Linked DNA regions of Homo sapiens: all the other regions are linked to region 7. The links are chromatin contacts, found by Hi-C or POLR2A ChIA-PET in ENCODE. All regions are on one chromosome and are shown on one strand. The core of a region is the stretch at or near the end of the contact, and the rest is flanking DNA. Distances in the headings are between cores, read along the strand shown. Region 1 overlaps LINC01104 (long intergenic non-protein coding RNA 1104). Region 2 holds the start of AFF3 (ALF transcription elongation factor 3). Region 3 holds the start of INPP4A (inositol polyphosphate-4-phosphatase type I A). Region 4 overlaps INPP4A (inositol polyphosphate-4-phosphatase type I A). Region 5 overlaps INPP4A (inositol polyphosphate-4-phosphatase type I A). Region 6 holds the start of COA5 (cytochrome c oxidase assembly factor 5). Region 7 holds the start of TXNDC9 (thioredoxin domain containing 9).

Evidence for each region. Hi-C counts contacts between places; a loop is a spot of excess contacts on that map. ChIA-PET counts read pairs that join two places held with the same protein, here RNA polymerase II (POLR2A). Pooled maps may share reads with other maps.
Region 1: a loop to region 7 is called in a map with no recorded cell type, with 6 times the contacts of the local background. The contact joins the enhancer-like site here to the promoter of TXNDC9 in region 7. A Hi-C loop is called at or near these places in 2 of 168 maps with a recorded cell type or tissue (B cell and OCI-LY7), 5 of 37 single-sample maps with no recorded cell type and 4 of 50 pooled maps.
Region 2: a map with no recorded cell type shows a loop between it and region 7 (17-fold over the local background). The contact joins the promoter of AFF3 here to the promoter of TXNDC9 in region 7. A Hi-C loop is called at or near these places in 2 of 37 single-sample maps with no recorded cell type and 3 of 50 pooled maps. POLR2A ChIA-PET finds 5 or more read pairs at or near these places in 1 of 52 experiments (OCI-LY7).
Region 3: a loop to region 7 is called in a pooled map, with 5 times the contacts of the local background. The contact joins the promoter of INPP4A here to the promoter of TXNDC9 in region 7. A Hi-C loop is called at or near these places in 3 of 37 single-sample maps with no recorded cell type and 7 of 50 pooled maps.
Region 4: a loop to region 7 is called in a map with no recorded cell type, with 7 times the contacts of the local background. The contact joins the enhancer-like site here to the promoter of TXNDC9 in region 7. A Hi-C loop is called at or near these places in 5 of 37 single-sample maps with no recorded cell type and 3 of 50 pooled maps. POLR2A ChIA-PET finds 5 or more read pairs at or near these places in 1 of 52 experiments (OCI-LY7).
Region 5: a loop to region 7 is called in a map of naive thymus-derived CD4-positive, alpha-beta T cell, with 6 times the contacts of the local background. The contact joins the enhancer-like site here to the promoter of TXNDC9 in region 7. A Hi-C loop is called at or near these places in 1 of 168 maps with a recorded cell type or tissue (naive thymus-derived CD4-positive, alpha-beta T cell), 11 of 37 single-sample maps with no recorded cell type and 11 of 50 pooled maps.
Region 6: a map of dorsolateral prefrontal cortex shows a loop between it and region 7 (12-fold over the local background). The contact joins the promoter of COA5 here to the promoter of TXNDC9 in region 7. A Hi-C loop is called at or near these places in 12 of 168 maps with a recorded cell type or tissue (B cell, CD14-positive monocyte, CD4-positive, alpha-beta memory T cell and 6 more), 20 of 37 single-sample maps with no recorded cell type and 25 of 50 pooled maps. POLR2A ChIA-PET finds 5 or more read pairs at or near these places in 2 of 52 experiments (MCF 10A and naive thymus-derived CD8-positive, alpha-beta T cell).

The regions. Positions count from the first base shown.
Region 1 is chr2:100,233,131-100,236,620 of GRCh38, forward strand. All of the region lies in intron 1 of LINC01104 (long intergenic non-protein coding RNA 1104), which reads left to right. Among named protein-coding and RNA genes, the nearest start is that of LINC01104, 27 kb to the left of the region's middle. Within about 2 kb of position 2,066, at least 5 of the 41 ENCODE cell types and tissues checked have a DNase peak (open chromatin) inside an H3K27ac peak, as active enhancers do; they include B cell and OCI-LY7, where a contact is called at or near this core.
Region 2 is chr2:100,140,809-100,144,088 of GRCh38, forward strand. AFF3 (ALF transcription elongation factor 3) reads right to left here and starts at 1,782. Exons shown (of 25, transcript NM_001386135.1): 1 at 1,676-1,782.
Region 3 is chr2:98,443,463-98,447,061 of GRCh38, forward strand. It overlaps INPP4A (inositol polyphosphate-4-phosphatase type I A), which reads left to right and starts at 1,396. Exons shown (of 25, transcript NM_001134225.2): 1 at 1,396-1,623. RefSeq lists a silencer at 1,226-1,865.
Region 4 is chr2:98,486,196-98,489,438 of GRCh38, forward strand. The region is part of intron 1 of INPP4A (inositol polyphosphate-4-phosphatase type I A); the gene reads left to right. Among named protein-coding and RNA genes, the nearest start is that of INPP4A, 43 kb to the left of the region's middle. RefSeq lists an enhancer at 1,788-1,867. Within about 2 kb of position 1,921, at least 5 of the 41 ENCODE cell types and tissues checked have a DNase peak (open chromatin) inside an H3K27ac peak, as active enhancers do.
Region 5 is chr2:98,463,718-98,466,982 of GRCh38, forward strand. The region is part of intron 1 of INPP4A (inositol polyphosphate-4-phosphatase type I A); the gene reads left to right. Among named protein-coding and RNA genes, the nearest start is that of INPP4A, 20 kb to the left of the region's middle. RefSeq lists enhancers at 1-92, 279-328, 1,579-1,718, 1,729-2,038, 2,137-2,701. Within about 2 kb of position 1,319, at least 25 of the 41 ENCODE cell types and tissues checked have a DNase peak (open chromatin) inside an H3K27ac peak, as active enhancers do.
Region 6 is chr2:98,607,067-98,610,710 of GRCh38, forward strand. COA5 (cytochrome c oxidase assembly factor 5) reads right to left here and starts at 1,446. Exons shown (of 3, transcript NM_001008215.3): 1 at 1,241-1,446. The coding sequence starts at 1,339. UNC50 (unc-50 inner nuclear membrane RNA binding protein) reads left to right here and starts at 1,523. Exons shown (of 6, transcript NM_014044.7): 1 at 1,523-1,660; 2 at 2,690-2,973. The coding sequence starts at 2,694. RefSeq lists an enhancer at 598-1,587 and a silencer at 1,651-1,750.
Region 7 is chr2:99,334,222-99,337,660 of GRCh38, forward strand. TXNDC9 (thioredoxin domain containing 9) reads right to left here and starts at 2,112. Exons shown (of 5, transcript NM_005783.4): 1 at 2,018-2,112. It overlaps EIF5B (eukaryotic translation initiation factor 5B), which reads left to right and starts at 3,168. Exons shown (of 24, transcript NM_015904.4): 1 at 3,168-3,368. The coding sequence starts at 3,334. RefSeq lists enhancers at 1,597-1,826, 1,880-2,420, 1,957-2,006, 2,257-2,406, 2,767-2,816 and 4 more and a silencer at 3,437-3,439.

The sequences.
Region 1 (3,490 bases), core at 816-3,315, 900 kb after region 7:
CCCATGAACACCAGAGCCAATCAGATCCAGGGTAGAGTCAGAACCTATCCACCCAGCAACTTCCTTCTCATGGCCATCGGCACCTGCCATACATGAGGTCTATTGGAGACCAGCCAGCATATGCCCCATGCTGAGACAAGAAATAGCTCAACAGGCCAGAGTGGAAAATGATTAAAGTCTGAGGTGGTGCAGGCCAGCAGGGGCGAGGTTCATTTCTCACTGTTGGTCCTGCAAGTTTTACCTTATGTGAGGCATCACCCTTGGAGTGATTGTAGAGGTGGCTGCCTGATTGGTTGGAGAAGACACCTGTCTGTGAAACAGAATTGTTCTTCAGCGCTCTCATCCAGCTAATATCATCCCTGTTGTGTCAAGGCAGCCAGAAAATGTCTTGGTTATGAGTTTTGAATATGGTAACAGACACGTAGCTGGGCTAATGGAGGCGCGTGATGGTACCGCTTGTCTGAAAGTCACTTACTCTCCGCTCTGAACTTTAGGGTGTGAATTTGCCACTTATTGCCTTCTGGCTATGTTTTGCTAACTAAAACATCGACTAAAAATGTGTGGATACTTCCCATGTATATATGCATTAAGGGGTGAGAAAAGTCAAGAAGCAGTGACTGGCCAGGAAGAGGAAACAAGGGCTAATCAAGATGTGCTCATTAAACTGCAATGACATATTGTTCCACTTATCAAATTGACCAACGTAAAAATGGGCTGATGAAGTTCAGCATTGGTGAGGGTATAGGAAGTAACTGGCACCCAGGTACATTGTTGGTGCAAGTGTAAATCAGTACACCTTCTTGGCTTGCAACCTAGCAATATCTACTGAAATGTTTAAAGTTCTAATCTTTTAACTCTGTATTTCTACTTCTAACATTTAAGCCTCTAAAGCCTCAAGAATGTTCCTTGGGGCTTTGTTTAAAGACTTTAAAGTATTAAAAACGTAAAAGTAACCCAAATGAACTCTGAAGAAGAAGATTAAATAAATGCTGGTACAGCCGAAAGATGAAATACCACACACGTCTTAAGAATGGGTTAGACCTTCCTGTCCCTACTGATATGTAAAGTGAAAAACGCAAGCTCCGAACTGCATTGGTGGTATGAGTCCACATCCAAAGTAATCAACAGCAACAGTAAGAGGGTTAGTATCAGTGTGAAAAAAGAAGACGGAGAATTATGCACCAATTTTTGGCAGCATGTCCCTAGAAATGAGATTACTTACATTCTTGTAAGGTTTGGAATTTTACATAACTTTGCACCATGTCATCAGAAGAAAAAGGCAGGGCACATCTTAGTGTAGGCTGAAACACATTTCCATTCAGTGGCTATCTGGAGGGGTTATTCATGAAATTTGTAAACATGTGGGCATTCAAAGTGATATTTCATAGAGGCTCTAAGAGACAAATTTCCCACATGAATAAACAAAGGAAGGTATGGGGAAGTCTATGTGGCAAAGTTTATTTAGATCCTCGAATCAAGAGTTGCAATTGGTTACGTGTCTTTGAACAACTAATTTGTAAGCTTCCCAGAGTCCTGGTTTTCTCATCTGCAACGTGTGGTTGGGCAAGGCAACCTTCTTAAGGACTTCTCCAGTTGAAATGGGCTCAGCCTGCAAGTAAGTGGAATTTAGGTAAATGATAATCCTAGCAATGGAAGGTGCTGCTCATGTCTGCTAGGACGAGTGCCTGAGAGCTAGCGGACTTCAAAGTCAGCTAAACAGACTTTCCCAGCTTAATGTAGCTAGGTGGCCTTTTCCCCTTCAGCACTTTCTCTCCTTCATCCCAGGTGGTCTGCTTCCCCATCTCTAGTTGACTGAAGAAATTAAAGAGAAAAAGAGAGAGAGAGCAAGACTGAGATGGAGAGCGTAAAGAAAATCAAATGTATTAGGAAGAAGAAAAGATGAATGGTGTGCGAACTGGGTCAGATAGGAGGGAGGGCAGTTAAAGATGAGTTACTGGAGGTGCAAGTCACACTAACAAAACTTTGAAAAACAAACGAAGGCCTGGTGAGGCGATGACTAACACAGCTATAGATCCGGGCATTGCAGGCCGTCCCAGAGGGCCGGCTTTACAACGTGGCCATTGATCCAGCCCAGGTGTGCACAGCCTCGGCCACTCTCATTTCCCCTTCCTGCCCACAGCCTCCCCGCTGCTCAGGAAGCTGTGCAGCCCTGGCTGTGCATGTAGAACTCAACCGCAGGTCAGGGAGCCTGGGGAGCTGGGGGCTCCAGGCCCTGTTCTCACTGTAAGAGCAGCTTTTGTGTCAAAGGCAAGTTCACAGCCGCTGAGTCTTCCGAGGCATTGCAGAGCTTACGCCTTTACCGCCAGCCGGTGCTAGGCCCAGGGAGAATGATGAAGTCGTCGAGGATATTAGAACCACCATAACGTATTTCCTGGGCATTTTGTGGCCTTACCTGCAGGTAGGTATGACGATAAGCACATCAAGCAGACGGGGAGGTCAGGTGACTTGTCCAAGTCACCCAGCCAGAAGTAACAGAGCCAAGACTCAAACCCAGATCCGCTCAGTTTCTCCTGCTCTGATATTGCTGCCTTTGATTTTTGCCTTTGGATCTTTCCAGACCTATCTCCCACCCCTTGCTCCATCCCACTGAGTGTGCCCCATGGCTTTCTTGTATGCTGCGGGCCTTCCAGCCAGAAAGCTGGACCTGGCAGTGAAGGTGTGGACACACCTTAACACATGGAGGTTAAAAGCCACGACAGTCGGGAGCTCACTGAAATGGCTTATTGCTGCCTCTCCTGGGCATAACTGCAATCTGGGTGAGATCCCAGGAGACCAAGCCAACTTTAAGATGCAAAGGGACAAGTCTCTAAGGGTTTTCAGATATTGGTGGGTGAAGGATAGGGAAAGAGCCCAGAGGGGCAGGGAGGAGAGGAGCGAGGGGAGAACGAGAGGCCTTCCACAGTCTCTCAATGTATCAGAGTCAGCTGTTGCCACAGCTGTTATGAGTTGAAGTGTGGCCCCCAAAATTCACAGATTGAAGTCCTAACTCCTGTACCTCAGAATGTGACCACATTTGGAAATAGGCCTGTTGAGATCACATTGGATTAGGATGGGCCCCTAATCCGTATGACTTTATACAAAGGGGAAATTTGGACACAGACCCACATACAGAGGGAATGCCGTGTGAACATGAAGACGGCTACCTACAAGCCAAAGAGAAGGGCCTGGAGCAGATTCTCCATCACAGCCCTCAGAAGGACACCTGCTGACGCCTTGGTCTCGGGCTTCCAGCCTGCAGAGCTGCAAGAGAACACCTCTCTGTAGTTTATGTTGCTCAGATTGTGGTACTTTGTAAAGGCAGCCTTAGCAAACGAATGCAATAGCTCATTTTCAAAGCCCTTCTCAGAGAAACCTATGCCATGGACAACAGTTCTCAGGTGTGAGAGAACTGTTAGGGCAAGATTCTAGATGGCTTCAGAATGATTTCTAATTATTACACATTATAATACGGCAAAGGCAGAGTTAGTGA
Region 2 (3,280 bases), core at 532-3,031, 810 kb after region 7:
TCCTGCTCACTACTTGTCTGTAGCTACAGTGTAAGGACTGTAATGTCACTGCTCTGGCCTTAAGTGTCACCCCCCAAACCCATTTTACACACACCACCTCCCACCTTTCACCTTTCCCAAACTCTTACCATGTCCCTTCAAGTTTGATGGCTTAATTGTACAAAAGGTAGTGATGATGATGATGATGATGATGACAATGATAACAGCTGCTAATACTTACTGAGCCCTTTCAATGTTCCAGGCACTTGTCTAAGCACTTTACATGTATTAGCTTATTTAATTCTTAAGAGGAAGGGATTACTATCTACTATTGTACTTGTGTTACAGATGTGGGAACTCCGATGCAGAGATGTATAGTGACTTGCCTAAAACCATCATGTTAGAGTGGGAATTTAAACCTTGAAATCTGGAAAATAAGCAATGTATATATTTTTCTATTTTCTAAATGCAAATCAAATATACATATGCATAACACCACTAAACACTAAGTGCAGTTACGCCTAGAACAAGGGAATAGCAGTTGACAGAAACACAACCAAAACTAAGAATATTAAATGTCTGTATTACTTTCACTGTAATCACTTCACTTCAACAGTGAGATGGGATAGCCCTAGGTAAAGGAAGGTGCTCTTGTAGTTAGAACATTCTTAAATTTTGCACCAAGGAACACATGCTTTTAATAATGGCAGAGACAACATTTTTTGATGGATTATTTAGTTTGTACGATCAACATTCAAAGAATGAGTTTACCACCACTTTGTTATTGTAAACACTTGACCTTTAGCTACCTGAATGATCCCCTCTTTGAATAAAAGGAATTATGAAACACATGTGTAGACATATTTCATTTTTATATATGTGAGACTCGAATAGCAAGGAAATCACATATTAGGAAAAAAACCCCTTTGTCTTGCTATTAGTTCTCTTTGGTTTCAAAAATCTGGTCACTGTGTATATTGCATTATATCATATGTGTGTGTACATATATATACACACATAAACACACATACACACAATGTCATGTGTATAAATACATGATGTGTTTATGCACATACACAGACACACACACACAAATACACACATATACAATGTTCCATCCAAGAAATACAAATATAGTGCTGTTAGCCCCTAACAGTGAGGAGGTCATTATTCCAAGTCATTTCTGCAGAAGTGACGGTGGCCTTAGGTGGAACTGCCCATGATCTCTCCTTGCAAGCTCACTCACTGGGGCCATTGACTGGGATCCAGTCTGTGGCCATGTCATGGTTTCTATTTTTGAGGTTATAGCTAATGAGCAACATGAGGTTAAGACACACTTTTCATAAGGCCCCAGCCAGCATCATAAATATGTGTGTGAGCATGTTCACACTCAGGTTATGTCTTCTTTATGTGCACCCTCTACCACACACACACACACACATGCACACGCACACACACTGACGGCTTCAGTGACCAACTTTGGTCACATCCCATCTCTTCCTTCTCAATCCCTCTGGCTGTTCACCAGGGCCTGGACCATCTCGGTGAGGCTGACCAAGAATGCTCCCCCTGCCCTGACCAGCGGAGCATGGGCACAGCTACTTAGAGCGCCACCCTTCAGGACACAAAGTCGGGGCTACCTCTCTTCCAGGCAAGGCATCCTAGAGGGCCCGCACACCCTCCAGTTTGATCTTACCTCTCAGCTCCCGTTCCTTTTCTTTCTCTCCCCAGTAAGTCGTTGAACGTCTTTCTTCTGAGGCTGAGCGTGGAGCTCTCTTCTCGCTGGCGAGCTTTCTGAATGGCACTTTCTGTACAAACAGGAAGAGCATGTGTGGTCACAACCCAAGTGTGCAGGTGTTGATAGAGGATGTGAAAGTGTGGAGGCGAGTGACTAAACCAGATACCCAACCGGCCAACTCTCACTTGTGGCAGGGCCTGGTCTACCAGAAGGCTGGAAGCAGGAACCTGGACTCTACTCTGGGGAGACCAACTGACAAAAGCAGAGGATGGTGGCCCTGGAGGCCAAGGGAGAAGGTCTCTTTGACTCCTGTGCTTTCTAACCCTATGCAGACCCATAAAAGAATCCCAGGAACATTTTGGAATCTCTTAGATATATGATTATCAAGAATGTTGATTTCAATGGGCTGCTTAACTTGTCCAAAGCTCTGCTGGTTTCCCAGGCTGTCTGGGCCTCCAAGAGATCAGGACCAAAGGCTCATCCTGCATTGGAACTGTGACAAGTCTTCCAGACCTTTCTAGAACAAAGCTACACCAGGAAAGAAGAGTCTTAGGCAAGGAATCAGATGTCCTAAGGCTGCTCTACATGACCTACATGATGGGTGTTACCTCCTCATCTCCCATTCAGTCAACCCACGGGCACTGGACTTCCTGCCCGACACCCTTCCCTCTCCCCATTCATGCCTGGAATTATTTTCACTAATGACACCAGGGATTCACTAATGGATGCTTTTTCAGTTCCTGTCCTATTTGTCTCCACTGGCAGTGTTTGACTTCCCTGTAGTGTTGACCATTTCTTTCCTCCCAGAACTTCTGCCTGGGCCGCCATGACTCCATACTCTCCTGGTTTTTGTCAGGCGGTCTCTCACACTGGCAGGCTTCCATTCTTTGGTCTTAATTTTCGCCCTCCTGCAAGCTCCACTCTCCGCCTCATGGTTCCTGTTCTCCATGGGTGGCCTCTTCCCAGCTCCAGATGGAACTTGCCAAGCCCACATCCATAGCATCACACATTTCTGCTGTTCTCCTGGAACATCCCCCAGCACCTCCCGTCAGACTCGCCACAATGAAACCCTGCTCTGTCCTCTACCCCACTCATTACTTACCATGTGGCCTGTGAATTCCCTCCTGCCTTGTCCCAGCTTGCTCCTCAGGTCTCTACCCCCTTCTGAGTTTACCACCTTCTGATCTCTCACTTTGCCTCTGCTAATCTGGCTTCTTCAGGTTTGACCCTCCATTATCCTCATCCAAACAGGCCCGTCCTTATCCTGAGAATGGATACCTAGAAACTTCCCCACCCAGTCCTATCCCAAGCCCTGGGAAATTATCCCAGTATTGTCTGCCTCATGTCCCTGGCAAGGAGAAAACGTTTCTTTATCTTATACCCAAACCAGAAATGGGGAGGCTTCCCACGTTCTTCTCTTTGCTGAATACTCTTCAACCTTCCATCACCAAGCCCTGCCCATTCTACCTCTTCAGTCACTCCTCAGATCCTTCTTCCCGTCCGCATCTCCACAGCCACACCCTCCCTCCATTGCCTCTCATCACTGCCCTAATCCCCAAGGGG
Region 3 (3,599 bases), core at 146-2,645, 890 kb before region 7:
CATTTGAGAGTGAAAGAGGGCCCTATTAATAATTTTGCTGCAAAAAGATGTAAACTGGGGCTGTTCCAAGCAAACTAATTGGTCACAGTAATTAAAAAAAATGCAAAAATATTTTTGCATTTCTACAAATTTGATTTTCTTGGCTTTAACTTTGTACTGTGGAGTCAAGGTTCTGTCAATATTTCTTTCCATTTAGCTGGAGAAATAATAAGAGGGAACTGTTTTATTACTAAGTTACTTTTCAGAAGAGAAATAAAATAAAAAGTAAAGAAATAAAAATTTAAAACTAGGACATTTTCTTTTTCTTTTTTCTTTTCTTTTCTTTTCTTTTTTTTTTTTTTTTTTTTAGAGATACAGGGTGTTGCTCTGTCTCCCAGGCTGACACTGCAGCCTCAAATTCCTCTGCTCAATCGATGCTCCTGCCTCAGGCTCCCCAAAAAACTCGTTTTATATTTGTTTATTTTTATTCCAGACTATTGTCTGTATTTTGGTGACATGAGGAGGATCAGACATAATTCTAAATGAGTTCAGAGAATTCTTAATTTCCATTCCTAACTGGTTAATCTCTTTTGTTTTTGAAGCAAATTATATGTTTAAATGCTCTGCCTGAGAAGTATTCTGGTTTATTGAATTAAAATCATTTTAAGAATTTTTTTTTCGGATAAAATGTGAAGACTCAAAGATAAGGATACATTCAGTCCAGTATTTGCCCTTGCTCAAGGAGAAATGCTGTTTTAAAGTCAAAGTGAAAATTTTCTTCCAAAACTTCTGATTATTGTTTTTGTCTATGGAAAAATAGAAACTTGGGGCAAAGTGTAAGGACTGATGCTGTTGCAAGTCTGTTAGTGCACACTTATGCACACAGGCCAGAACAGGTCCGGAAGGACATACACTTAGAGGTTAGCAATTTTCTTTTTTTTGCAAGTCTGTATTTTCAAAGAATTAAGATTTTAATTTTTTGCTTGTCTGGTTGGAATGTTCAGTTTCCTAAACATCTCCTGGGGAGTGAGTACGTCTGCACTTCAGGAAGTGCTCTTGTCCGGAGGGCAAAAGGTTGGGGGCGCATCCCCGGGTCGCGGCTCCTCCAGGAAACTTTCCCTTGGGGATCCGTCAGGGCCTCAGATGCCTCAGTGGATGACAGGGTGAAGATGCCATCGCTCAGTCAAGTCCAGAAGTTCAAGAACTCCTTGCAGGTGAAGCAGTCACAGGATAGGGTGGGATCTTGTGGGAACCTAGCAGTAGGAATTGGCGCGAGCAGCTCGGTCACCGGCCCTACTGTCTCAGAGGGCGGACCCAGCTCGGGCTGGTAGTGGGGCGGGGGTCGCAGGGCGCGGGCCGGGCCCTCAGCGCGCATGCGCGACAAGGGGGCGGGGCCAGGGCGGGGCTGCGCCCGGCGTCTAGAGCGGCGGCGGCTGGCTAGGGCTGCGGCGCGCGTGGAGGGTTCGCTGCTGGTTTGCCGCCGGGTCGGGCTCCGTGGGCCGGGGCAGGAGGACCAGCACCTGAGGCCGGGCCCGCAGCCCGCGACTTCACAGCCAGGCGGCGGCGCTGCTGCTGCTGCGGGGCTCTGGCGCGCAGCCCGGCGGGACAGCGGGGCGGCTGGCGCCGGGGGCCGGGGAGCGCCAGGTAGGTGGGCCGGGCCGGGCAGGAGGCGACGCGGCCGCCGCGGGGGCCGGGGCCGGGGACGGACAGCGGGCGCGGGGGCGCGTCCAGGTCCCCGCTGGGGCGGATGTGGACGGCGCCCGCGGTTTTCATGGAAATTGCACTGCCTAACGGTGCCAGTGGTCCACCTGCGGTGGCGTCTTTTGAGAACAATCCGAGCCCGGCCGACCCCCAGCCCCGTGAAGACGCGGCCGCCCCAGCAGGGAGCCGGGTGCCGAGCGGGCGCGTGGCCGCGGGACGCAGACGCGGTGCCTGCCCGATGCGGCTCCAGGGCTGGGTCTACGGGCTCCTGAAGCTGGAGGCCTTGCCGTGTTTGGGGTGGAAACATAACCGGGTGAAAGTAAACATGCATCTCCGTGTGGGAAATCTGGTCTCCATCCTCGAAACTCTTCCATTTTCTGCCTGCCTTTAGACCCCGACAACATTTCTAGCATCTTTGCTTTCTATATTTTATTTCTCTCTGGCTTTGCTAGTCAATTAATTGAGGCCTGAGAAATGTGCAGGGATCTGTGGCTGTCTCTTGAAAAGCCAGCCAGGAATGGGTAGGCCCCAGAAGACAGACGTTCAAAATGTCAGAGGTAAATTTGTGTCTTTGTGGGCGAAGGAAGGGAATGTTGATGGTCTCGCTTCCCTTCCCCTGTCGCCTGCCCTCTGACATTACATAATGATGGGTTCTTCCTGCCCCGAGTTCATCCGTAATGACAGACCATGAAAATGTTCCTCTGGGTAAGAAAGACCTATATGTGGTAGAGCCCATCTTCTCTTTTGCTTTGCCACTGAATGTGTCTTGTGTTGGGAACCTGCCTAAGAGTGGAATTTGATTTGTCGCCTGCCCCTCAGGGCATTTAAACCAAGGGAATGGGGGTGGGGTGGCGATTTGGGTGTTGCAGAGAAATTCTGACTGGTCCATCTGTTCACAGTGGGTTGTGTGGACCATGGGGAAGCCAGTGGGGTTGAGGACAGAGTGGGTTGACTTCGGTGTGAATCATGGTTCTGCCGCTTGCTGACTCTGGTTCTTATCTCTAAAAGGTGAGAGCAGAGCCTTTTTTGCTGAGTTTGTTTTGGAATCTAGCTGCTGTTGGCGTTGGCCAGTGCACGTAGAATTGCTTGCTATAGGTTGTCCTAGAATTGAGCCTAATTTTTCTTTGGTTGAAAAACACACTTTCTTTAACGGAAATTTTGTTTTTGGATCTAGGCTAGGGCATTTGTTTTGGGGGTTCTTTGCTGAAGTGTCGACTGCTAATGTACTGTTTTCTTTGAAGAAAGATGAATGATGGGGCCCATGTAAGAAGGGCAGTGTGGTTGGTCTGTTGCAGGAGTGGTGCCAGGAGGCCGTGATGCTGTCTGTCCCAGGGGTGGCGTTGCATGTGAACGGGCCTCTCGGTGCCTCATTCCCTGTGATGTCTAGTAAACACGCCTGTGAAGCCAGAGCTGCTTGGTAGAGTTTGGCTTGAAGAAAAGGCTTAAAGAAATGGATGTGGACAAATTCAAAGAGAAAGAAACATTGTGTTTCTACTGAGCTCCTTATAGAATTAGTCTGCTTACCTGGCCACCTTACTCATCATGTAGCTACTTTTTTCATTTAGATTATTCTGTCTCAGGGTGTTTAATCTGCTTGGGTAAGTCTTGTTTCCCAACTAGATTCAGAACCAAGGGCAGATATTATAGTGCCTCCCTGTTTTCAAAACTGGATATTTTGTAGTATTGCTGTTAAACTGAATATTAGCGTTTTTTAAAAAAAAATCACTTTAAGGAAGGATGAAATAAAATAATACACGAGAGCTATTTGTAAACTGTAGAGCACTAGAAAAATGGGATGTGTATGACAGAGAACTATCAGCCCTGCAAGTCCCTTTAACCAGCTGCCTGCCTAAGAGGGAGCGTTCTCAGCCAACATCTCTTCAAATGCACACGGGAATGGACCTGAAGGCGGTGTGGGA
Region 4 (3,243 bases), core at 671-3,170, 850 kb before region 7:
GGAGTCTCACTCATTAATTGGGCCCATTTCTATGGAAGGCACAAATATTGTAATGTAAGAATCAGATATATGCTGGTGATGCTGTGTGAAGCAGCAGAGCTGCTGTGAACTCTCTGGGGTCCCAAAAGTCTAGGAAGTTTGGAAAATCCTCTTCCTTGTCTAGGCCTGTGCTTCCCTGTCCTCTCTGTTTGCTTTGCTTCCTCTGTCTTTCTCCTTTCCTTGCTCTTGGTTATCTTCTGAAAGATGAGGCTTCACTTTTCCACACCTTCCTGACCCTCCCTGTCCCCAAAGCAGCGATGCATCTGAAATGGCCTAAAAAGGCGTGGAAACCCAGGGGTTCCTGTTCTGGCAGAAGTTCCTCAGTTGCCCACAGGGCCTGAGGTCTGGGGTGAGGAACACCTGGTCCAGATCAAAGAGCTTTTAGGGTGTGGGGCTGGATTTTTGCATACAGGTTACATCAGGAGTCCAGGAGTAAAATTAATTCTTAGAAGGCCAGATTACATAAAAGGCAAGGCAGAGAGGGTTCTGCAAACACTAACCGCCTCTTGGGTGTCTGATGGTACTCCTCTCATGGCCTCAGCCTGGAGGGAGCTGATGTGGGAGGAATCTGTGGGCCCTGACCTGGAATGCTGCACAGTGGCCTCTGCCAGTGACAGGGGCGGGCAAGGCTGAGTCTAGAAGCAAATGCCAGCCCACAAATGTGCAGTGATTGGCGCCTACAGAGGCCAGGGATAGCTAAGTACTGTGGAGATATAAAATGTGGCTTACCATCCTTGCTCTTAAAAGAAAAAAGGGGAAAAAAAGCAAAGACTAGTTGATTCAGAGCTAAGGTTGCTTGTTAAATAAACTTTTAAATTTTAGAATAGTTTTAGATATACAGAAAAGTTGCAAAGAGTGCCTGAAGTTCTCCCATATGATACCTCCTGCCAGGCTGTTGTTAACATGTTAATCACCATGGTACATTGTAGTGTGTTAATTGTAACCAAAATTGATACATTATTCACCAAATTCCATGTTTTATTCACATTTCCCTAGTTTTTAACCTAATTGTCTTTTTCTGTTCTGGGATTCTATCCAGGATACCATGTTATGTGTATTTGTCATATCTCCCTAGGCTCCTTGTGGTTGTGAGTTTCTCAGAATTTCCTTGTTTTTGATGACCTTGACAGTGTTTAGAGACAGAATCAATTTTTATTTTATCTTATTTATTTATTTTTTTTGAGACAAGGTCTTGCTATGTTGCCTACACTGGTCTCAAACTCTTGGACTCAAGCAATTAGCCTGCCTCAGCCTCCCAAAGTGCTGGGATTTCAGGCGTGAGCCACCATGCCTGGCCTGTCTTATTTATTTAGTCATTTATATCAATATGGACTCAATGGTTTTTTTGTTGTTGTTGTTATTTGGGTTATAATTGTCAAAGTTGAGTCAAATATAGAGACAATTCTCTGTTTTATTTGGGAAGCAAGAATTGCAGTTCTGGGCATATACACAGACTGGATGGTCTTCCATATGTCTGAAGAACAAAGAAGGTTGGAGGTTTTATAAAAAGCAGAAATGTTACCCATTGTTTTGAGAGACAGTTCATTGGTACTAGTAATGTTTCGAGGAGCTGGCAAGCTCTGATTGGTGAGTGTAAAACTATTCTTAGACTCACAGCAGCTTGTTTCAGTAGCTATTAGATAAAACTGGTTTCAGGTCACAATAGGCAGTTTCAGCAGCTGGACTTGCGGAGAATTACCTTCCTGTGGCAGTGTTACGTGCCCAGGGTGCTCTGTCCCTGCTTGGCTTCTTGATTCTGTTTTAGTTGGATATGACAGGAATAACCCAATCCATATGATCAACTTTTATGTAATCCAGTACTAGGGTATTCATTGTGTTGCTCAGATTGTTCCAGCTTTGGCCACTGGGGGCTCTTTCAGTTAGCTCGTGTTCCTCTGACATACCTCCATTATTGTGGGTTGTTTGATTTTTGAGTACTTCCTTATTGGCACTGCAAGATACTCCAGGCTCATCTTGTGTATCTCCTATCCCAGCCCTAGAATCACCCATTTCTCCACAGAACCCTCATCCCTTTTATTGGAGTGTAGTCTTAGAAATCAAGATATGGGTGCCAAGTGGCTAAAGTTATTGTAATCTCAATTTATGTGTACTCAGCTGAGCAAAAGCAAAGCATCCAAATGGCAGCGGCAGCAAGAACTACCTGAGGATTTCTCTCCATTTGCCAGTTCTGTGTTTCCTTCTTGGGCTTTACCCACACAGTTTTCTAGTTGCAGACCTGTTGTGCACCTCATTCGGAGTTCTGTACCCGAAATTGTCTCTGTCACGGTGATGTCTTTATGCACAGGCACTCACTCTGAAGTCACTCACCCTCTCACCAGCTCATGGTGGAGATGCAGTAAAAAGATCTTGAATAAATGAGTTCTGCTAGTTCCTCTCTGAGTCCTGTAGTGGCTCTAGGTCAAAAGCAGTAAAACCTAACCAGAGGAAAAAACCAGAGGGGAAAATATTTTGGACACACGAGAAGCTATGTAGACAGGAAGCAAGTGGGAGCTCCTTGGAGAGGGGAGTTGCTTGAGACTGAAGTTCAGGGAAAGGACCAGGAGACTGGGTTGGTACTGGTTCCTGCGGGCTGGAGGGGGTGGAGTAGGGAGTGTTGTGAAAGTTTCAAGCACAGAGGACTGAATGGAAGCCTCACAATGCAACCTAAGGACTTTGGATTCTTGCTTTTGAGTACATGCACTGTGTGTGTGTGTGTGTGTGTGTGTGTGTGTGTGTGTGTGTGTGTGTGTAAATGGTGTAGTTTGTTGGCTGTCAGCCTTACTAGGAGGCTGGTTTGGAGCCTGTTGCCTTAGCTCTGTGGGGTGATGATGGGAATAGTGAAAAAGAGGGTGACAAAAGCAGAGAGTCTCAAAGAGGGGACAGAACTCAGTGACTGACCAGTTTGGTTGATGGTTGGAAAGAGGTGTCAGATACATCTGAGCTCCCAAGAATGGTGGTACCTGGAAGGGAGAGAAATCAGGAGGAGCCAGTTCTGAAGGGAATGTGGTCTCGGGTCTCAGTGGATACCAGGAGTTCAGGGGCGGGTGACTGGGTAACTTGGAAATACAGGACTGGGCCTTAGGAGTGTCATTAGGGCCAGGCCAAGAGGGGTTTTGGCATCATCTCCTGGATGGCCTTAGTGGATAAAACTGACAAGGCTGCAGAGTGGAGGGATATGCCAACACCCAGCCCTGGCTTGAACCT
Region 5 (3,265 bases), core at 69-2,568, 870 kb before region 7:
TGCCTGCGAGACTGCTTACAAGCCCCTGTGCGGGATTTAGGGCAGACCAGAGCCATGAGCGTCCATGGTCAAGTGAAGGTCTGGTAGGTGTGAGCTGTTAGCCCTAGGGTCTGCTGCATGCGGTGCCAGGGGCTGAGGAATGCTGAGGCAGCTTTTCCTCCAGTCTCTGCTCGCTCCGTGCACAGCCCTTGTCTCCTGCCTGATAGTGGTCAGTAGTCAGTTGGCTTAGGGTACACGGTCTCCACCCAGTGAACCTGGCGCTGGCAGAAGCTTGTAGAAGAATGGGTGCAAAAAAGATATCTCAGAGGGCCTGCAGATGGCTGTTTTTAGGAAGTGAATAGGCTTCTTCTTTTTCTTCATTTTTTCTTTAAGATACTCTTGAGGTTTTGAGGCTCCACCCTGAGCTCTTTGTGGCTGAGGGCTGCTGTGGCTTGATGAAGGGGACAGTCTTCAAATCTTGCACAGGCTGGGGAAGGTTGGGACAGCACAGCCCTGAGTCTCGAACAAAATGGGGCAGAGGGGAGGGCAGGAGAGCCGTCAGATTCATGGGGCCACATCCTCGCAGCAACCCAGGGGAAGCTGAGGCCCCAGGGTCTGCATGATGGAGGCCGAGCACGACGGAGGAAGTGGAATTATTGCACATGGTGGGTTTCGACACTTGGGACTCGCTCCTCAAAGAGGAAAATCGAGAGTGGGGGTGCACAGAGCAAGGGCTGAAGAAACAAAAAGCAGGGGGTTTAGGGGAGAGATAAACCTCTTTGCATGAGTCAAGCTGAAAAGCAGTTTGGAAGGTCAAGTGCTAGCCAGTGTCTTTTTTTGCCTGCCCAGCCTCTTCTTCTGCCATGTCTGCCCTGACAGGGGCAGAGTTCTCAGTTCCCATGTCAGAACTCGGCACCAGCTTCTCTGTTGACAGTTGCAAGGCCTGTGGCTGAGAGAAGTACTTGTGCTGTGTTTCTGCAAGGTAAGATGGCCCTGATCACAGCTCATGATGCCTGAGATCAGGAGGGTCTGCTCCATGAGATATCAGCAGAGGCCATCCTGTGAAATATTTTAACTAATTGAACTGAATGTTGAAGACAAGGCCTGTGGCAGTGTTGTATTTATATGTGACAAGCCGAGAGTCCTTGGACAACCTTGGAAACTCCTTTTTAGGACAGAATCAACTGAGACGATACACACGAAGGAGCTTTTGTGAGCAGAGTACAGAGCTCGTTATTGCAGTACAAGGTTGTAGGTTTTCACACAGCTTTTGAGGATGGGTTGGTGGCCCAGGGAGGATGTCAGGAACTGTCCTTCACTAATGGGGATTCTCGAGTTCCTACCACGTGCCAGATAGCGTGCTGATTGCTTTGTATCCACTTCCCTTTTAATCCCTTGTATTAGCTTCCTGTGGTTGCTGTAACAAACTCGGTGGCTTAAAGCGAAAGGAACTTATTCTCTCACTGTTCTGGCCTCCAGAATCACTGGGCTGAATCAAGCTGTGGGCAAGGCCATGTTCCCTCCAGTAGCTTAGGGCGGAATCCATTCTGTGGCTGCTGGCTTGCCTCGGCTGCCGGCCCCTTCCTCATCTTCACACCAGCAGGGTAACATCTTCTCTCCGTGACTCCGCTTCTCTCTGCTTCTGTCACACGGCCCTCTCTTCTCTCCGAAATCTCCTGCCTTCATATAAGGACATTTGTGATGGCATTTGGGGCCTACCAGTGTAATCTAGGATAATCTCATCTCAAGATTCGAAACTTAATTGAGTCTGCAAATCCTTTGCTGTATAAGGTAACATTAATAGGTTCCAAGGATTTGAACGTGAACCTCTTTTGCAGGGGGCATTATTTGACCTGCCATACCTCACAGCAGCCTGATGAGGACCATACTGTCCCACATACAGTGGGCTTAATGAGGAAGCTGAGGCTTGGGGAGGCCTAGGGGTGGCCATGGTCCTTTCCTCTCCCAGACTCTGGGGTAGCTGACTCTGGGGTCATTTTGTCATGTTGCTGGGCACTCACTTGGTGAACAGATAATCCCCTGTCATTTTACTATGTTGTTACATGGGTTTGAAAAAAGAGTTTTTCAACTCTCTGGCTGAGCCCCTGTTCCTGTGAGGGCCTGTGGTTTTTCCTCCCGGCTCCACCCTGGTTTCGGCGCAGTACTTGAGCAGACGGTGGCTTGGGTCTCACTCTAGCGCCCTCCCCCTTCCTCTCTGGCTGTGTGCCCAGGCTGGCCCTGCCCACCTTGCTCAGTCTCTGCTCCATCTGCCACAAGTCTCACTCCAGCCCTCCCCCCAGTAGCTTAGGAAGGGACCTTCTTGTTACGTTTTTTGTTTTGTTTTGTTTTTTGTTTTTTTGTTTTTTTGAGATGGAGTCTCACTCTGTTGCCCAGGCTGGAATGCAGTGGCGTGATCTCTGCTCACTGCAACCTCTGTCTCCTGGATTCAAGCGATTCTCCTGCCTCAGCCTCTTGAGTAGCTGGGACTACAGGCGTACGCCACCATGCACAGCTAATTTTTGTATTTTTAATAGAGATGGGGTTTCACCATGTTGGCCAGGTTGGTCTTGAACTCTTGACCTCAAGCAATCTGCCCGCCTTGGCCTTCCAAAGTGCTGGGATTACAGGCGTGAGCCACCGTGCCCGGCCTTGTTATGTTTTTTAAGCTAACCCTGTAGAGCACTCACTGTGCACCAGCACCTGTTGGCTCAAGGGGGTGACAGACATTCCCTATCACAGATTACAATGAGTCACCGGCATTTTTGGAATTTCACTAAGCGTCGTTGCTGTGCTGTGCCTCAGCATGCAGCACTTCATTTAATCCTCTGGACACCTTGAATGATAAGTGTCTGTCATCCCATTTTACCCGTGAGAGAATTGCGGCTCAGAGAAGTTGTCACCCAGCTGGTTGGTGGCAGAGGTTTCAGAGGTCTTTCTGTGCATAAAACCCTCACTTATGGTTATGCCAGGTAGGCCTTGGAGGGGATAGACCCATCGCCAAACTCACAGGAGAGAGAGGAGGGCACTCACAGGTGATGATGTCTATCTGTCTTCTTTCTGGTGGGGACCCAGAGTTTTATTTCCATCTCGTTTTCTTTATGAATGCTTGTCTCACACTTATGTATTTTTTGGGCAGTCCCTGAATAACTACACCAGGCTTCTGAATGCCGAGTTTCTTAGAGTAGCCGGGAAAGGGCCTTTTTCTTTTCCTCTTGGATGTTCTCTTAGTCTGTTTTGTGCTGCTATAAAAGAATACCTGAGGCTGGGTAGTTTTTAAAGAAAAGAG
Region 6 (3,644 bases), core at 196-2,695, 730 kb before region 7:
CATTTTTCTCCTCAAGATCTAGTCATTAAACACATGTTTAATAAATGCTTACAGTCTTATGGCAGGAATTTAGACCCTTAGATGTCTATTTCTCCCATGACACCAAGCTTACATGGGTAGTGACTGTTACTGATTCATCTTCGTTATCACCAGTGTCAGGTACCATGCCTGCCACTTAAGAGGCATTTACCAGGAGCTGGCTGAACGGCAGCACCAGTGAGTAAGGGGCAGAAGGGACACAGCCCTGGACAGGGGAGCCTGAAAACAACGGTACTTCAGTTTCCTCATTTATATAAGGAAGTTGGGCGAGATAATCTCTTAAATTTATAATAACTCAAGTTTTACTAGACATTGGGAGGCGAGAATGGCTGACTGCTAAAATCAGTGAACCAAACAAATTGTGACTCGGTAGAAACACTGGTACAGTCTTACAGTGGATGTCCATTTGGGGGTAATCTTTTCTCTGAAATAACAGCAACTTTCTGAAACTACATCCCCCAATGCAAAGACAATTGCACACAATTGAATGCCCTCTCGTCGGGCCTCTGCAATTGGAAAAGGCACTTGTGCTTTACTTGAGCTCTAATCCAGAACTCAGGTCCACTGTGAACCTCACTACATGTTTCAGTGCATTCCAAGAGGGTGCTGAGGAGACCTGTGTCTGTAGCCGGGGAGTGAAGGAAGAGTGTAGGGGAAGCAAGATACGAAATCGTGAAAATATGGAGTTGCCTTATTTTTACAACTTAACATCCAAGAATGCAGAGAACTGTAACTCAGAAACAAATTCACATCAACACAAGTCAAACTGAGCACACATTGTCACAACTGAACAGGCAGGAGACACTACTGGCCAGGGCAGTGTACCAGGTTTACGCAACTCTCTGGAATCATTAATTCTACAGATTATCATTTCTAGGCAGGCAAGAAACCTGGCTTATTCTCCTTTATGTCTCCAAAGCCTAGTAGAGTGCTAGCATTCAATAAAGGCTTCGTGAACTGAAATGGGTTAACCTTTACAAAAACCCGACAGGGTGCGTTTATCGTTATCTCCGATTTAACCCCACAGGGAACTGGGGCTCCGACAGCTCAGTGGATCTGCGCACGTTCAGTGAGCCCGAGCTGTGACCTACGCCCGGGATGGTTAACTCCAACCGCCGCCGCGGGCGACCCGCTGCCCTCCGCCGAGCCAGGCCTGCCTGGGACAGGGGTCGTCACCACCGGGAGCGCCCGGCCGCGCTACCTGGACCACACAGTCCGACTGCAGCAGACACGCGCCCAGGTCCTCCTTCAGGCCCGCGCACGCGCCGCCCTGCGGCTTGTCCTCATAATACTTAGGCATGACGGCGCTTCCCCTCCGATGCGGACGCGACTTTCTCCCACCGCAACACTTGCAACCGGGTCGGGAGCGAGCGAGGCCCCAGTCTCAGGGGACCGGAAGCCAGCGGCAACAACTTCCGGCGGGCCGCGGCGGTAGGGCCGAGGACTACGGGGGCCGAGAGGTGGCGCGTCCGCGGCGGAAGTCGGTTCCCGTGACGCGGCGCGCCCCAAGGGCCGGCTCCGTTGAGGGAAGGGAAGCCCGCCCGGTGGCGGCTGGGGTCGGCTGCTGGGAGGAGGTGGTGGGCTGGTTCGGACGTGGGTCGAGGCTGTAGCAGGACTCCAGGTGAGGCCTGAGGACCACTCTGCCCTCCCGCGGCCCGGGCTCGCGCCGGGGGCCATTTAATCCCGACAGCTTGCGGCCTGACGTCGCTGCGGCCTGGCAGTGACCATGTCGGCGTCCGGCCCCTCGGCCGGCGATAGAGTTGCGGCTAAAATGAAAGGACGCCCAGTTACATTTGCATCGTAGATAAAGAAAGAGCATTTAGTATAAGCATGTCCGAAATGTTGCGTGGGATGTAGGCATACTAAAACCTTATTCGTGGCCTGTCTGAAATCCAAATGGAGCTGGGTATTCTGTGTTTTTATTTGCTAAATCTGGCAGCCGTACCCGCGGCCCCGGGCAGGGAGGGAGCAGCTGGGCTCGGCCAGACCCTGCCGGCGTCTGGGGGGCCTGCGAAGTGGAGGGGAGACGGGCAGCCGGGCAGTGGCCGGCGTTCCCCGGAGCTCGGACCGGTTGGATTGGACTCCGACGCTACCGCTCCCTCTGCTGAACTATTCCGGATGTAAAACACTAGGGATCGGAGTTTTTCTTGGTTTTTTAATCTCATTCTAGTGACCGAGAAGCTTGCTGGCAGTGCGCTGATGGATCTGTGTGAATAGGCCATTTATTTGACCTCTTCAGTAACACTGTTCTAACCGGCTGAAACTGCTTTCTTAGGCATTTTCTTAAAAGCTTGGTGGTTAAGAGCACGGAATTTCGAGTCAGATTTCCAATCTTGGCTCTATCACTATCCTCGGAGTCATGGGGCAGTCACATCATCCCTGTCTCTGTAATGGTAGCTGCCCCTGGATAAGTGTTATTAGGTGATTCAGAAGGGTGGGCTGTTGCCCTTGCCTGAGGTTGCAGTCTGCGGTTCCCAAGCCCCAAGACCCGCCTCAGAACTAACTGCATTTGCTTTTGACTCCTGGCCTTTCTCTAGGGTTGGGAAGAACATGGAAAGTGACCTCCCTGCCAAATAACTCAGAAGAGGAGTGTCGGTAGCCAAATGTTTCTTCAGAATACGTGTAAAAGAAATGTTTTTCTTCCATCTAGGAAGATGTTACCGAGTACTTCAGTGAATTCCTTAGTGCAGGGGAACGGAGTCTTGAATTCCAGGGATGCGGCAAGACACACAGCCGGAGCGAAACGCTACAAATATCTGAGAAGGCTTTTCCGCTTTCGGCAAATGGACTTTGAATTTGCTGCCTGGCAGATGCTCTACCTGTTCACATCCCCACAGAGAGTTTACAGAAATTTTCATTATCGAAAACAGACGAAGGACCAGTGGGCCAGAGATGACCCTGCTTTCTTGGTCCTGTTAAGTATCTGGCTCTGTGGTAAGTGTGTTTATCTGAGATAGAATTGAACGCTGAGTGTTTCTGATTAGATTTTTTGTTATAAATGTGTTGTGGGTCAGAATCTGGAAATATTGGAAACTATTTCTCCTTTTTACTGAAGCCTCAAAAAATCTCACAGGAAAGAAAGTTGTAGTCTTGGTTCTACAGGTCCCAAGCAGATGCCAGAGTAAACTGTTACCCTAGGACATTGAAAAGCAGGGGACAAGATTCACTCCATATCTTTTTAAGTACTTGAATCGGTACCCAAATGTCAGCTGACTGTGAATAGGAATATGAAACTGGAAATTGCATTTCACAGGCAAATCCACAGTGAGAATTGTAAAGGTATTGATGGGAACCTGAGAAACTGAAGTTCTCCAATTCCATAATGCAAGGGTCTCATTTACCTGTAGGGTGTTGAAGTGGGTAAGATATTGAAGTTTATAGGGTGTTTTGCACCTTAACTGGACTTAAACTATGTTAGTGCCTTCTCTACACTGGCGTTCTAAATACTGAGGCCACCGTGGTGAATCAGCCTGGCAAGGGCCCACCTCAGGAAACTTCAACTCTCTCAGTGGCCACGCTGTGTCCCAAGGTAGTGTTCACACATCTTGGGAGTTTTGTTTAAAGACCTGTCTCTCCCACTAGCCTGGGCATCTGGAGGGCAAGGG
Region 7 (3,439 bases), core at 862-3,361:
GTGCCTGTAGTCCCCGCTACTAGGGAGGCTGAAGTGGGAGGAGGATACCTTGAGCCCAGGAGGCAGAGGTTGCAGTGGGCTGAGAACGCACCACTTGCACCCCACCCTGGGCAACAGAGCCAGACCCTGTCTCAAAAACCAAAAACCAAAAACCCACAAAACAATGAGAATACATTCTGAGAAATGCATCATTAGGTGATTTTGATATTGTTTCAAACATTATAGACTATTTACACAAACCCAGATGGTACAGCCTGCTACACACCTAGGCTATGCCATACAGCCTATTACTCCTAGGCTACAAATCTGTACAGCATGTTACTGTACTGAATACTGCAGACAACTGTAACATAATGGCATTTGTGTATCTAAACATAGAAAAGGTACGATAAATACAGTATTACAATCTCATAAAACTGAAATGTCCTTATGTGGCACATGACTATATATTTTAAAAGAAATGGAGTATTTTGTACTAGCAATTAGTACAAAATTTTACTTTTTTTTTTGAGACGGAGTCTCGCTCTGTCGCCCAGGCTGGAGTGCAGTGGCGCATCTCCGCTCACTGCTAGCTCCGCCTCCTGGGTTCACGCCATTCTCCTGCCTCAGCCTCCCGAGTAGCCGGGACTACAGGCGCCCGCCACCACGCCCGGCTAATTTCTTTTTGTATTTTTAGTACAGACGGGGTTTCACCGTGTTAGCCAGGATGGCTACGATCTCCTGACCTCGTGATCCGCCCGCCTCGGCCTCCCAAAGTGCTGAGATTACAGGCGTGAGCCAGCCGCGCCCGGCCAAAATTTTACTTCTTTTAAAAGAAATGGAGTATTTTGTACGAGAAATTTTATACCAACAATTAGAGGGCAAGTTTATGTGTATCTCAGGGTTATTACTGCAGAAATGATTTATAATTTGCCTATCAAAGCAGGAGGCTGTTGCATATCAATGAACTATGATACATTTGCAAATAATACTGAAGCACCCCAAACTTCACAACAAACTGTGAATTCATTCACTCAGCTTCTGACACAGATTCTGACCCACACAGGCCCTCTATAAACGTTGAGCTGAAGAGAAATATTCTTGCAAACTTCAATTCTGATTCCTTTTTCTTTACAGGAAAAGGATTTGAAAAGCATACTTGATTTCATCTTTGTATCTCCATAGAACACAGCAGGTACTCAATAAACATGTATTTAACGTTGAATGAACACGTGCCTGACTTCTGTTCAAATTACTACACTGTTAAGTTTCAAAAGTATTTGAGTCTAAAAAACCAAATTGTAAGCTCCTCGTGAGTGCTATAAAATTGGAAAGGTGCTGTATTTCAAACACAGCAAAGATTTCCACGCTCCCTATCGCCCAAGAAAAATGTCAGTAGGACTGTGACCCTCAGTGAGGGGGCTGGAAGGAGAAGATAATAAGATACTGAATTGAACGTTGGAAGCTGTGCTCCAGGGATAAGCACAGAGAATGCCTACCCTGGAACTTTATAGAATGAGCCCAGAATTTAATTATGGGATAACTGGAAAAAGACGAGATTAAGAAGAGCTATTCTGGGTGTAGGTGTTGGTGGTCAGAGCATTGAGAATGGGGTAAAGAGACGATGCAACCCCTCGTTAGCTTTTCATTTTTCAAACCACAGCCTCTGATTCTTCCTTTTTACAGCTCCGCTGGAAGGGTGGGACGGGACACAGCGCGTCCTCAAATTCCCTAGTCATTTCCTGGACACCCTTACAGGTATCCGCCAAAACAATCAAGGGGCCTGGTCCTTAACTGAACCCCAGGTACCTCCCCAATGGCAAGCCGGCCACTCCCTGCGCCCGGGGAAACAGAGGAAAGCACAGTCCCGGTGGCCCCAACTTCGACGCCTCCTGGTGCGCTTGCGCAAGAGCCTCTGCCAGGACACCGACACCGGTGCTGGGGCCGCGCCCCTCCTCCGCTCCGGATGTGGAGCAGCAGAATGTTCACCAGCACCCGGACGTGGTGGTCGGATTCTTCTCACTACCCTCTGCCTCACCTGAGCTCTCGGTGACGCCTGAGAAGTGAAAGAGCAGCAGTTTCAAAAGACACGTCCACTCCGGCTTTTGCCTTGCAGTAGCTGCCGGCGGCTGCAAACGGGCCGTCACATCCGCCTCCTTATTGGCTGCGAACCTCGCGCGATATCACCTTGGACGCCAGAGGAAGGGGCGGGCGGTCGGGTGGCGAACAGTTCTGCGCGTGCGCCTCCCGCCCAGCAGCCCGGAACCCAAGGTGTCCGACCCTTGCTTTCCTCCGGGTACACGGCCGAACTGGAAGGCCGCAAAGCATTGTGGGAGTTGCAGTTTCTTAGTGCGCAGGCTGTCGTGGCCGGACTTTCTCAGGAGCGTGCTTCAGTATTCACGGTCCAGTGCGCCAGACTGGAAATGAGACAGCTGTGCTCTCGCTCAGCCGTGACGCTTGAACTGCGTTTCCATTCTGTTAGTGTTGAATGAACATTTTTCTTTTTTTTGTTTTCTTTTGTTAACATTTTTCCTAAAGTCGAGGCATAAACATATACAGCACAATTAACTTTTGCATAGTTAAAACCCAAAATATCACCGGCCAGATCCAGATATAGAACATTTTCCACCACCCCTGTAGGTCCCCTCTTGACTCTTCGAAACACAGGAATTTTTAGAACTCGCCCTCGCTTTGAGGGTGAAGCTGAAGACCTATGTTAGGGAATTGATCGGCTGTGTCCTGTTCTGTTTTATTCAGTGACTGTACATAATGCATAATGCATGGATGTTACTGAGAGGTCCCTATTTTGTCCTGAATTTATCTCTCTCGCAAACCCCCAGAGGACTCTATTGGTTCGTTGTGGTTCTTTACTGAACTTCGTGCGGCTGAGAATACAAAGATATAAAGGGAAGCCCAAAGCCCACTCCTGAACCGAAGCGTGCGTTCCCCGTTGGGAGAGGGGTGAGGTGGCGAAATTGACAGCTTCATTGTCCACCTCCGGGTTCTAGAACGTGGAAAACCCGCGGGTGTCGGCTCGTGGCGGACGCTTGAGGGCAGGGGGCGCTCGGGCTGCTGCCTGGTCGGCCGGTCAACCGGAGACGCTCTACCCGAAGCGCAGCTCTCGATGAGCCGCGCCCTGCGTCCTCACGCCGAGGCGGCTGGGCGATGCGCTTGCGCACTGAGAACTCACACCATATGTGTCCTGTTCCAGTGCGCGGGTCTGTGGAGAGCCGGGTGCGAGCGGCGGCAGCACGAGGGGAAAAGAGCTGAGCGGAGACCAAAGTCAGCCGGGAGACAGTGGGTCTGTGAGAGACCGAATAGAGGGGCTGGGGCCACGAGCGCCATTGACAAGCAATGGGGAAGAAACAGAAAAACAAGAGCGAAGACAGGTAGATAGGGGTTGGGTCCGTACGGCGGCGGCCGCCGTGGCTCAGTGGAGTGTGCGGGTCTCGCCGGGCGC